2 separate regions of the Homo sapiens genome follow, and region 1 is linked to region 2. A link is a contact called in ENCODE Hi-C or POLR2A ChIA-PET data. All regions are on one chromosome and are shown on one strand. The core of a region is the stretch at or near the end of the contact, and the rest is flanking DNA. Distances in the headings are between cores, read along the strand shown.

Region 1 (5,562 bases), core at 2,602-5,101, 390 kb before region 2:
AGAGATCCTGAGAACCTGTGCCCAAGGTGGTTGGGTTACAACTTGATTTTATATTTTTAAGGAGCGTAAGACATCAGTTAGTACATGTGAGGTATACATTGGCTCAGTTGGGAAAGGCATGACAGCTTGAAGCAGGGGGCTTACAGGTTACAGGTGGATTTAAAGATTTTCTGATTGGCAATTACTTGAAAGAGTTAAGTTGTTATTGAAAAACCTGGGATCAAGAGAAAGGTGTGGCTGGGTTAGGATAAAGGGCTGTAGAAACCAAGATTCTTATGAAGTCTCTTAGGTGGCTGCCTTTAGAGACAATAGATGGCAAATGTTTCCTATTCAAATCTTTAAAAGTGCTGGACTCTCAGTTAATCTCTTTAGAATTGTTAGAGCCTGGAAGGGGAAACTCTGTAGAGATCCTTTACAGATGCAGATTTTCTTCCACAAAAGGCTGCTTTGCAGGGCCGGTTCAAAAATATGGCAAAGAAGCATATTTTGGGGTAAAATATTTTGATTGCCTTCTTTATATGTCATGTGACGTTATGCTATAGTCAGGTTGGAAAGTAAGCCACGTTACGTAGGGTTAAATTAAAATCCATCTGATGAGAATTTATGGTTTGTAGGGCAGGACTCCTCAGGCCCCTTAGGAATTTGGGCAAGAGAGAGAAAAGTCAGAGTTTAGTCCTCACAAGTACAGAGGAATAATCTGAAACTATTCATGAGATTTTACCTTGGATTTTTAAATTAAGACGTTGTTTGTTACCCTGTGTGAGAGACATTTTAAATTAAAGGTAAATGAGATTACCAAGAGTTGAGGAAGGGTCTGTAGGCTTTTTTCTTTTTAATCTTGTGAACAGTATAGGAGGAATATTCATATTTATTTGGATAATTTATGATTCTGACTTTTAGAAAGTTTGTTTGTTTTTTGTTTTTTGAGATGGAGTTTCACTCTTGTTGCCCAGGCTGGAGTGCAATGGTGCCATCTCGGCTCACTGCAACCTCCACCTCCCAGATTCAAGCAATTATCCTGCCTCAGCCTCCTGAATAGCTGGGATTACAGGCATGTGCCACCATGCCAGGCTAATTTTGTATTTTTAGTAGAGATGGGGTTTCTTCGTGTTGGTCAGGCTGGTCTCAAACTCCCGACCTCAGGTGATCCTCTCGCCTCAGCCTCCCAAAGTGCTGGGATTACAGGCTTGAGCCACTGTGCCCTGCCTAGAAAGTTAATAGATGGGTGAGCAGGTAAAGACACTAGCAATGGAGTTTTTTGTTTCTATTCACTGTTGCATTTATTAAGTGGAGGCTTTGTGCCAAAAGTTTTTCCCCTATATTACCTCATGACTTAAAAATTTCTTACTTATTATGTTTGTTGTTTCTTTTACTTAATAGAATGAAATCCCTATGAGGGCAAGGGTTTTTCTGTCATTTTTGTTCATTGCTGTGTCACAAATGCGAATGGAGAACCAGATGAGAATAGAGCTACAGAATCAAAAGGAGGAGGGAATTTCAAGATGAAAGAGTAGTGGTCATGGGTATCAGATGTCAACAGAAAGAGCCAAAGTTCTGAGCACTCTGCAAGGGAAGCTTAGATCCTAAGTGAACTGAAAATGTTCCTAAGCCTTAATGTTTTGCACAAAAACATTATTATTATGAGGGCCACTCCCTTTGGCTACATAGCACTGGGAAATGGTAAGTTCTGACTCTGTTTCCAGCGTTTTTTCTGCATATCCATTCATATTTGCAGCGCACCACTTGGATAGTAGCATCTTTTATTGGAGTGGTTCTCTATGCCTAAAGAGGTGCCTGTGTTTTGGAATTTTTTGGTAGGGCTCCATAAAGGTCCAGCCTTCCCTTCGTTGAATATTTTTATACATCCTTTTTTGGGCATGTATCTCTGATTGGAAATTGCTATTCCTTATCACTTTTCCAGTCCATGATTTCCTGGATGTAAGTTTTAGGTGTTGCTTTCTATGGTATATAAATTTTGGTGTACCATAATTTTGAGGAAAAAGAAGGTAACTTTGTAGTGTGGGGCTCTCAAATGGTAAAAGTCCTTTCTTTTTTCTTTTTAAAATTTCCAGTCCAATATTGATGGATACTTCTACAAAATACAATAAAAAATAAATTACTAGAAAAATAAAATGGGCCAGGCGTGGTGGCTCATTTCTGTAATCATAGCACTTTGGGAGGCCGAGGTTGGTGGATCACCTGAGGTCAGGAGTTCGAGACCAGCCTGGCCAACATGATGAAACCCCATCTCTACTTAAAATACAAAATTAGCTGGGTGTGGTGATGCACTCCTGTAATCCCAGCTACTCAGGAGGCTGAGGCAGGAGAATCACTTGAATCCAGGAGGCGGAGGTTGCGTGAGCGGAGATCACACTACTGCATTCCAGCCTGGGTGACAGAGTGAGACTCTGTCTCAAAAGAAAGAACAAACAAACAAAAACATAATAAAATTAAAGAAAAATAAAATGAAAAAGGCACACAAAATAAAATACAAGCCCCACTTTTTAAATTAGACTCAATAAACATAAAATTACATTGTCAAATTGTTCCGTCACGGTTCTCAATGTGCTTATTCTGAATTTTGGTACCTATCTCCTCATGGGTTGGTAACAAAAATTTGTGAATTAGTCATGATTCTTGGACCAGACTTTCTCAGATCATACTTTAAGTAGCACTGATATAGTGTACAGTACTACATAGTCTTAATTTTCCCCTTAATTTATGTTGTCTTTAGAAGGAGTAGAAGGTTTTAATGAGTTATGGATTATAGATTGATTAAAAAGAGAGGTAATTTACACTACATAATAGCCCTAACACATCCCTAGTTCTTATATATAACTGGTAAACTTTATTTTTCAGTTATAGTTACTAGTTCATTCTGGGGCTAAAATAAGAATGACTTTCCTGGTAATAGTAAGATTTGCCTTAAATGTTCAGTTATATATTCTTCTCTGTCCTTTGAAACTTAAAACTGGCCTATTTTGAACATGAAAGGAAAAGTTATACCATTTAACACCACAAGATGTCACTTATGTAAAAATAAAGTTGGTATCCTAATACTCAAAGCTAGAAAGCTACAGGTAACTAGGTAAATGAAGACACAGGTAAATTAAAAATGAATATATTTGAAACAACTATTGTTTTCAGCAAAGAGTTGAGGAAAATATTGCTAATTCAGCATTATTTTGACTCAAATATTGATATTTAACAAAATAGTATCTAAGATTTATGCAGTAATACATGTTAACTGATCATATTTGAATCTACGTAATGAAGAAGGTAGACCTAAAAGAACTTAATAAAAGTTAATGTATTTTGAGGGTAAAGTAGGTGTTATGGTATTAACTTTCCTAAATCTTTACTGTTTTGGTGACAGGCAAAGAAGAATTTGGGAAGAAACATGTAATTTATATCAGAATTTTAAATAGATCCTTATGACATACGTGAGAAGCTGCATATTACATCAGGTTGAAACAGTGCCTAGGATTTTTCTTGTCTCTTCCCTGAACCTCAGAATTATTAGTTTCTCTTCCTATATTAATGCAGTATTTGTTGTTGAAGACTAGCTTTTCTGTTAACCATGAAGAGCAAAACCTTTATCTTTAATATTGAGATTCTGTTTTCTTGTTTTTAGTTTCAGAGAGCAGGTGCTTGTTCTGGGCACTCTGGGAATTTGGGCTTTAGATGAGCAAACCAAGTTTCCATTAGTTTACGAGTAAGACTATGCCTGGAATTAGAGGTTGGGCTGTTCTAAAAATTGACACTTCATTCCTCTTCATTGCTCACTTCTCTCTCCAGATAAAACTGGTAGAGGAGAATAATGGGACACTTTGGGGAACAGAAAAGGGGAACAAGCAGGAGAAAATTGTTTTCTTTTTTGGCATGTGTGTATGTGTGACCACATTTCCTTTCTATTTAGTTCCTATCGAATTCTTTTTTTTTCTTACCTAACTTCAGTAAGATTTTTTTAAGGTTTCTTTTAGGGTTTAGGTTTTTCATTATAAAAGTATACATAGTCATTAAGTAAATAGGAAAATACAGCAAAAAGTAGAAGAACAAAATACAGTTACATATATAGTTCCATTAATTTCTCTCCCTTTTCTGTTACCTGTGAAATCTGAAAGAGCCTGAAAAGTTTTATGCAGGGATCCTAAATTCCTTAAGGTGAACATTTATAGTATGTGTAGTAGTTGTATGTTCTCAGAGACAGTTTTTATTTATTACTACCTCTACTGTTTAAATATTTTCAAGCTGTATTTTTAATTAGGAAGAAGTAGGTGTTTTAATTATTTAATTGTATTTTGTCTTCTCTACTGGTCACCATTGCATTTAATTTTATGAGCTGTTTGGAAAGTAAGGCTCATTTTTTTCATAATAAATTTCATTGCATTTATTCCTTTTGAAAAAAATGTGCTTAGCTTTTACTTATTTTTTTCTTGCAATGACAGTTTGTAACATTTAACCCTTGTATTAGTTTGCTAGAGCTGCCATAACAAAATGCCACAGACTGGGTGGCTTAATCAGCAGAAATTAATTTTTTCACAATTAATGCCTGGGAGTACAAGATCAAGGTGTTGGCGGGTTTGGTTTCTGCTGAGGCCTTTCTCTCTGGCCTGCAGATGGCCACCTTCTTGCTGCAGTTATTTAACATTGCCCATGATATTACTTCTAATTCTTATGAAAATGATATATTTTAAGCTATCTAATATAAAAATCAAAGTATGGATTTTTTTTCTTCTCTTTTGTAATAGGAATGAAGATCTAAAGCAAATGTTAGAGAGCAACAAAGATTCTGCTAAACTGGATGCTATGAAGCGGATTGTTGGGGTAGGTAAAATACTCATTTACTTCAATTTTGGAAAAATGGACAAGCAGTGATCATATTATTATATATATATATAAAAATACGTTAAATACCAAGTCTAATATTCTGTTTGCCCTTAATATTAACTTAGAATTTCCTGTCCAAAAATGTTAAAGAAAAAAGTACATTATTGAAGTGTCAAAAATCAAGAAACTTAGGTTTTAATTTTATCTTTTCTCTGTTTTAATTTCCCTGTATCTAATTTCAAGGTATTTCTACTATGAGAATGAGGTAGTTAGTCATTTTGAAGACAAAATAAGATGATATACAAGCTATTTTGACTTCCTACACAGAGGGATACTAAAGAATGATTTTTTTTGTCCTTTCACAGCCTAAATGTTCTGAGCATACTTTCATCTGTTTTTTAAATTCTCTTACTACCAATAGAAACACTTTATTCAGTTTAGAAGCCTAGAACTTCTAATAAATATTATTAAATATAAGAGCATTCACCAGTGTTCAGCTGTAAAGCAAAACATAAACAATTGATTAATAAGTTATGAGGATTCTATTGCCAGAGAATTAAAGATATAATATAGTTCCTTAATTATTTTTAATGTTTTAATTTTAATTTTTTATTTTTCCAGGGTTCTAGTTGTATATACCATCTTTAGTAAAATAGTTTTGCAATTTATGTTGCACTCTCTGTACGTACTCATTTGATTTTCCACATTCACAGAGAAAAAACTTGCTTAATT
Region 2 (6,029 bases), core at 2,748-5,247:
CTTTGCCTGTGACACCTCATTCTTCTGGGTTTCTCCATGACTCCTTCTTCTGTTCAGAGGTCTGGGCTCAGCCCTGGGACTCCTCTCCGTGTTTTCTCTCCCTAGGCAATCTCACCAGCCCACCACTTTCATACCACCTGTGCCGAGTTCTCCCAAGTGTGTATCTAAGCTCCTAACTCCTGTATCCAATGACATCCTCCTATTGGATGTCTCAGAGGCATCTCAATTGCAACCTGGCTGGACCTGAACTCTTCTGATCCCCCCAGATATCAGTAAACCAATTCAGACACCCTGAAACACGAGAGTACCCTTTCCCTTTCTCACTCTGTATATACAGTTGATCCGCATGTCCTAACAATTCTACTCCTAAAACATCTCACAGTTTCACTCATGTCTGTCAATTCACTGCCATTACCCAAGTCCAAGCCACCCACATCCTACACCAGGACCACTGCAATAGCCTCACAGCTGGTCTCCTCACTTCTACTTTTGCCCTCGTTACATTGAACCCATTCTTAAGTGGCACCCATTCTTCTATTTAGCAGTAGACAGATGTGTTAGGACCTAAGTTCGACCATATGATTTATCTGCTGAAAACTTATAAATGGCAATTGCAATTGGAATGCCTACAGGAAGTTGGTCCTGGCCAAGCTCCCATCACTTATGTGTCTCCAGTTTCCCTGTGGTGGCCCCTAACCTCATTTCAATTCTAAGCTCTCTCCCACCACAGGGCTTCCACAAGGTTGATCCCTCTGTCTGAAATGCTCCTTCTCCCACTTTTGGCCTGAATTCTACCAACTTTTCTCAGGTTTCAGTGTAGATAACACTTCTTCATGGAGACTTTCCCCAGCCTCCCAATCTAAATGAGATCCTCCAATTAGGCTGTCTCTTAGTTCCTCGTCTTTTCCTTCGTTTAATTCATTGTAACTTATAAATATTGTGTGTATTTAACTGTTGACTGCCTTGTGCCCATAGGTTCCATGATCAGGGATTATGCCTGTCTCACCATTACAGCCTGGGGCACAGGTCTGTGTCTGCCGCCTAGCAGTGCTCTGTCTTTAGTTAAAGAATGTGTACTAGTCAGGTCAGAACCACCTGCTGGACATCACATGAGAGAAAAATGGGAGGCTGTCCCTACAAATAAGAACCCTTAATAAATCATCTGAGCATTTTAGGTAGTGTTATTCTTTTCCTACCATACCATAAAATGAATTCTTATACCCTTCATAATTATCAAACTCAGATGACAAAGTTCCTGAAAACCAAGCTTTTCTCTTAATTATTAAATGTGCTACTATGTCCTCTCTGGGTGGACAGATTTGCAAGCACTTGAAAATGGTCAGCAGAGCAAGGTGGCTCATGCCTGTAATCCCAGCACTTTGGGAGGCCGAGGTGGGTAGATCATGAGGTCAGGAGTTCGAGACCAACTTGGCCAACATGATGAAACCTCGCCTCTACTGAAAATACAAAAATTAGCCAAGCATGGTGGCGCACACCTGTAATCTCAGCTACTTGGGAGGGTGAGGCAGGAGAATCGCTTGAACCCGGGAGACAGAGTTTGCAATGAGGTGAGATCTCACCGTTGCACTCCAGCCTGGGTGACGGAGCGAGACTCTGTCAAAAAAAAAAAAAGAAGAAAGAAAGAAAGAGAAAGAAAGGAAGGAAGGAAGGAAAGAAGGAAGGAAGGAAGGAAGGAAATGGGCTAGTGGATCAGCACTTGCTGAGCAACTATCACTGAGCTGCAGAGGCAGATTCTGCAAGGGCACAAGGCCTGGCCCAGCTCTTGGGGCATGATCAGCACAGGCAGAAAGGCAGAGTAAAGTCACATAAAACAATATGTACAAGACAAGTTGCGTCAGCCCCAAATCATGTAATATACACATCCTGCACAAATATCTGCAGTGCACAGTCATTGCCTTCCTGTGTGGGCTGGTGAGGTGGTATGTTAAAGAGCTAGGCACAAGTTGGGGCTCCAATCCTGTATTTGTGAAACTCTGGGCAAGCCACTTTATCTCTCTGGGCCTCAGCTTTCTCTTCTGTACAATGAAGATAATAATAGCTCCCCTTCCTGCTTCATAGAAAAGGGAAGGACAATCACCTTTTATTAAGTCTCTTCTTCATGTCAGGTCCTGTAATAGACATGTTAACATAAGGCTCCGGGCAGGGCGCAGTGGCTCATGCCTGGAACCCTAGCACTTTGGGAGGCTGAGACAGGAGGATCCTCTGAAGTCAGGAGTTTGAGACCAGCCTGGGCAACAAAGCGGAATGCCATTTCTAAAAAGAAAAAAAAAAGAAAAAGAAAAAACCCATAAGGCTCTCATCACACTCTTTCAACAATCCTGAGAAGCTGGCATCACTCATATTTTACAAATAAGATGATGGATGCTCCAGGAGGTGAAGTACTGTGTCTAAGCTCACAGCTGCTAAGAAAGAGACCCGCAATAAGAACGCCAGTCTGACACCAAAGTTTATGCTCTTTCTACTCCTGTCCCAGGTAAACGTAAGGCTTGCTAACTAGAAAGTGTGATACAGATATAAGTATCATTATTTTATGAAAATGCCAGGTCAACCACAGTTAGAAAACTGAGTTTTATCCATTCGTTCACAAATATCATTGAATGTCTTTACTGTGCTTTGTGTACTGTGCCAGATAACTCTCAGTATTATCAGAAGCAATGACTTAAGAGAAAAAGTAAAACGACCAATGATCTTTTCACCGTTTCTCAAAAACTTGTGTCATTGGATTCCTGTAACTAATGTGATTTTCCATAAACTCAAACGGTGATTTTCTGGTTTTGAAATTTCCACCCTCTTTTTTTTTTTTAAAGGAACATATCTATTATATGAAGTGGGCAACACCTGTATGTGAGGCACATTGACGAGTAAACTCTGAGCTGCTGTCACAAGCAGTTAAAAGTAAAAGGCCTTTGTCAAAGCGAGTTAACAAAGTCTATTGTGTGACATGGAATCTTTGACACATTCATCATGCTGGTGTGGACTATCTCAAAACTCAGAGCTGGTGGACTCTAGCCAGCTTCCTTATCATGCGTACAAATGAGTCTGTTTCCACGAGGACCCGCATCATCCTCTCTGCGCTGTTGGCTTTCACTGGAGATGACCCCACAGACCTGTTCCCAAGCATGTGGGACCTGAAATCTAGCAAAGGTAATAAATTTGTTCTGGTGCAGTATCGGAGAGGTGACCATCTATCTCAAGCCCTCATTTGCAGAGGAGGATGTGGGAGCCATGAGGTTAAGAGAGAGGACAAGGACATGGAGCTTATACAGGGGCAAAGCCAGTATTAGGATGAAGGCCCTGTGACTCTCAGCTCAGTGCTCCTTCCTCCTTGTGACCAAGAGTACTGTTGTAGACATGACTGCAGCTCTCTAAGATTTCTGGTTCTCTTCTTCCTCCAGGCATATAGGAGGACTGGCTTTAAGTCAGGTGTGGCCATATGACTCACCTTGGCCCGTGAAAGGTGAGGGGGGCCTGTAATCCAGCACTTTGGGAGGCCCAGGCGGGCAGATCACTTGAGGCCAGGAGTTCAAGACCAGCCTGGCCAACATGGCAAAACTCCACCTCTACTAAAAATACAAAAATTAGCCGAGGGTGGTGGTGCGTGCTTATAGTCCCAGCTACTTGGGAGGCTGAGGCATGAGAATCGCTTGAATCCAGGAAGTGGAGGTTGCAGTGAGTCAAGATCGTGCCACTGCACTCCAGCCTGGGTGACAGAGCAAGACAAGACTCTGTCTCCTAAAAAAAAAAAAAAAAAAAAAAAAAGTAAGGGGATTTATGTCACTTCTGGGCAAGCACATTTAGGAGTCATGTTGTAACTTTTCATGCCCTCTTTCTGTGCGATGGTGAATCCTGAAGCATTGTATTGTGATGTTGACTTAAGATCTAATGAGATGGTGGAGTCTCTGTCTGCCTGAGTCCCTGAGTGACTAGGATACTTAGAGCCTCCTAACCAATCTGCTTTGGGTGTGTCGTATGAATAAGACTTGTTTCATAGTGTAACTAGTTAACTAGTTCATCCTGACTATTGCAAGTGCCCACCATGACAGGATGGACCAAGGTGCAGAGTAGTGTTTGTGACTATGACAAAGAGGAGAACTAAACAACTCACTAAGAATAAGCTGGCCCAGTGCAGTGGCTCACGCCTGTAATCCCAGCACTTTGGGAGGCCAAGGTGGACGGATCACTTGAGGTCAGGAGTTTGACTCCAGGCTGGCCAACATGGTGAAACCCCGTGTTTACTACAAATACAAAAATTAACCAGGCATGGTGGTGCATTCTTGTAATCCCAGCTACTTGGGAGGCTGAGGCAGGAGGATTGCTTGAACCCGGGAGGTGGAGGTTGCAGTGAGCTGAGATCATGCCACTTTACTCCAGCTTGGGCAACAGAGCAAGACTGTCTCAAAGAAAAAAAAAAGAAAGAAAAAGAAAAAAAAAAAAGGCAGGACCTCTTTCCTGTCCCCCAGGGCAGCCCCTGGCAGAGTGAACTTCAAGTCAGAGTGAACTTTGAGTCAGAGAGAGTGGGGTTTCCCTCACTGACCTCTCTGAGCTGGCGGTGCAATCCTGGCTGCATCAGTGAATCCTCCTGTGAGTCAGCCCCTTTATCTGTGAAGCAGGGATAACAAGTTCGTACTTGCAGGTCTGTTGTCAGCGTCAGTTTTCTGACACAGGTCACAGTATAGCTCAAAAATGTCTGTTGGGGGAAGAAAGTTGGTTGGTTAATCCCACACGCAGAGTCCTGCCCAAAGACATAAAAAAAAAAGAAAAAGAAAAAGAAAAAGAAAACCCTAAAATTCCTGTCTAGCCTTTACTCAGCCCCTCAGGCCACCTTTGAAGGAATTATGTTAAAATCTCATGGGGGCCAAGGCCAGACACAGTGACTCACGCCTGTAATCCCAGCACTTTGGGAGGCCAAGGCGGGCAGATTACGACGTCAGGAGTTTGAGACCAATCTGGCCAACATGGTGTAAACCTGTCTCTACTGAAAATACAAAAATTACAGGTACGGTGGTGCATGCCTGTAATCCCAGCCACTTGGGAGGCTGAAGCAGGAGAATCACTTGAGTCTGGGAGGTGGAGTTTGCGAGTTTGCAGTGAGCCAAAATCACACCACTGCACTCCAGCCTGGGTGACAGAGCGAGACTCCATCTCAAAAAAAAAAAAAAAAAAAAAAAAGAATCTCATGGGGCCTGAGAGCCTGTACATTTGGGATTCTGTAAAACTCAGGTTTCTCATAATAGATGTGAGGTGTTAGAGTGGATCTTCTTCACTTTCTCAGTTCCCACTGGACATGCTTAACTGTGAGAGTAAAAAGATGAAGAAGGCAGGTGATGATTGAGCAGAATTAGTACTATACATTTTTTTTTTTTCTGGTTAGGAGAATGTTAGAAACTGGAAGATTCTTTGTGAACCAAGCTACTTCATTTGAAGGGTCAGAAGCAAGGTTTGGGGTGAACTTCTTTTACTCAGGACACAGTTATTGATGAACTGTAAGGATCTCCCTAACAAGAATGCCCTGATCCAGAGAAGAGTCTCTGCTCAGTTGTTTATTTACAGTAATCCCCAATATAGTCAAAATTTGTGGAAAGCATTGCAGACATTTTTAAGAGTCGATTTACCCTATTAAAGAGGCAGAGGTAAGTTTTCCTGTGGTATCTTTCGAAGTGTTCATCCATGCCAAGCTCTAGAATGGGTACTTTCTTTCAATTAGGTTCTTATTCATACAGATTCATTTCCTGCTGACTATATAATTATATAATTAAAGCTAATGTAGGCCATTTACACATTTTAGTTAATTTAATAGCTTGAAATAGAATCCTTAAGGTCAAAAGAAATGTGAACACCTGGAATCTAGTTAAAGTCCTGGTGGAATACATATATATATACATATATATATATATATACACACACACATATATATATACATATACATATATATATATATAATGATTATGCTTTAACAAAACAGGTGAAGTTTGTCAGGCAGATCAGGATTTTGAGAATGTCATTTATAG

What was found. Hi-C counts contacts between places; a loop is a spot of excess contacts on that map. ChIA-PET counts read pairs that join two places held with the same protein, here RNA polymerase II (POLR2A).
Region 1: a map of K562 shows a loop between it and region 2 (3-fold over the local background). The contact joins two enhancer-like sites. A Hi-C loop is called at or near these places in 2 of 168 maps with a recorded cell type or tissue (GM11168 and K562) and 1 of 37 single-sample maps with no recorded cell type. POLR2A ChIA-PET finds 5 or more read pairs at or near these places in 1 of 52 experiments (SK-N-SH).

What each region holds. Positions count from the first base shown.
Region 1 is chr5:78,266,785-78,272,346 of GRCh38, reverse strand. It overlaps AP3B1 (adaptor related protein complex 3 subunit beta 1), which reads left to right. Exons shown (of 27, transcript NM_003664.5): 2 at 4,752-4,827. Among named protein-coding and RNA genes, the nearest start is that of AP3B1, 25 kb to the left of the region's middle. RefSeq lists an enhancer at 96-826. Within about 2 kb of position 3,851, at least 2 of the 41 ENCODE cell types and tissues checked have a DNase peak (open chromatin) inside an H3K27ac peak, as active enhancers do.
Region 2 is chr5:77,878,724-77,884,752 of GRCh38, reverse strand. LOC101929154 (a long non-coding RNA gene) reads right to left here and starts at 97. Exons shown (of 2, transcript NR_105012.1): 1 at 1-97. RefSeq lists an enhancer at 4,667-4,736. Within about 2 kb of position 3,997, at least 2 of the 41 ENCODE cell types and tissues checked have a DNase peak (open chromatin) inside an H3K27ac peak, as active enhancers do.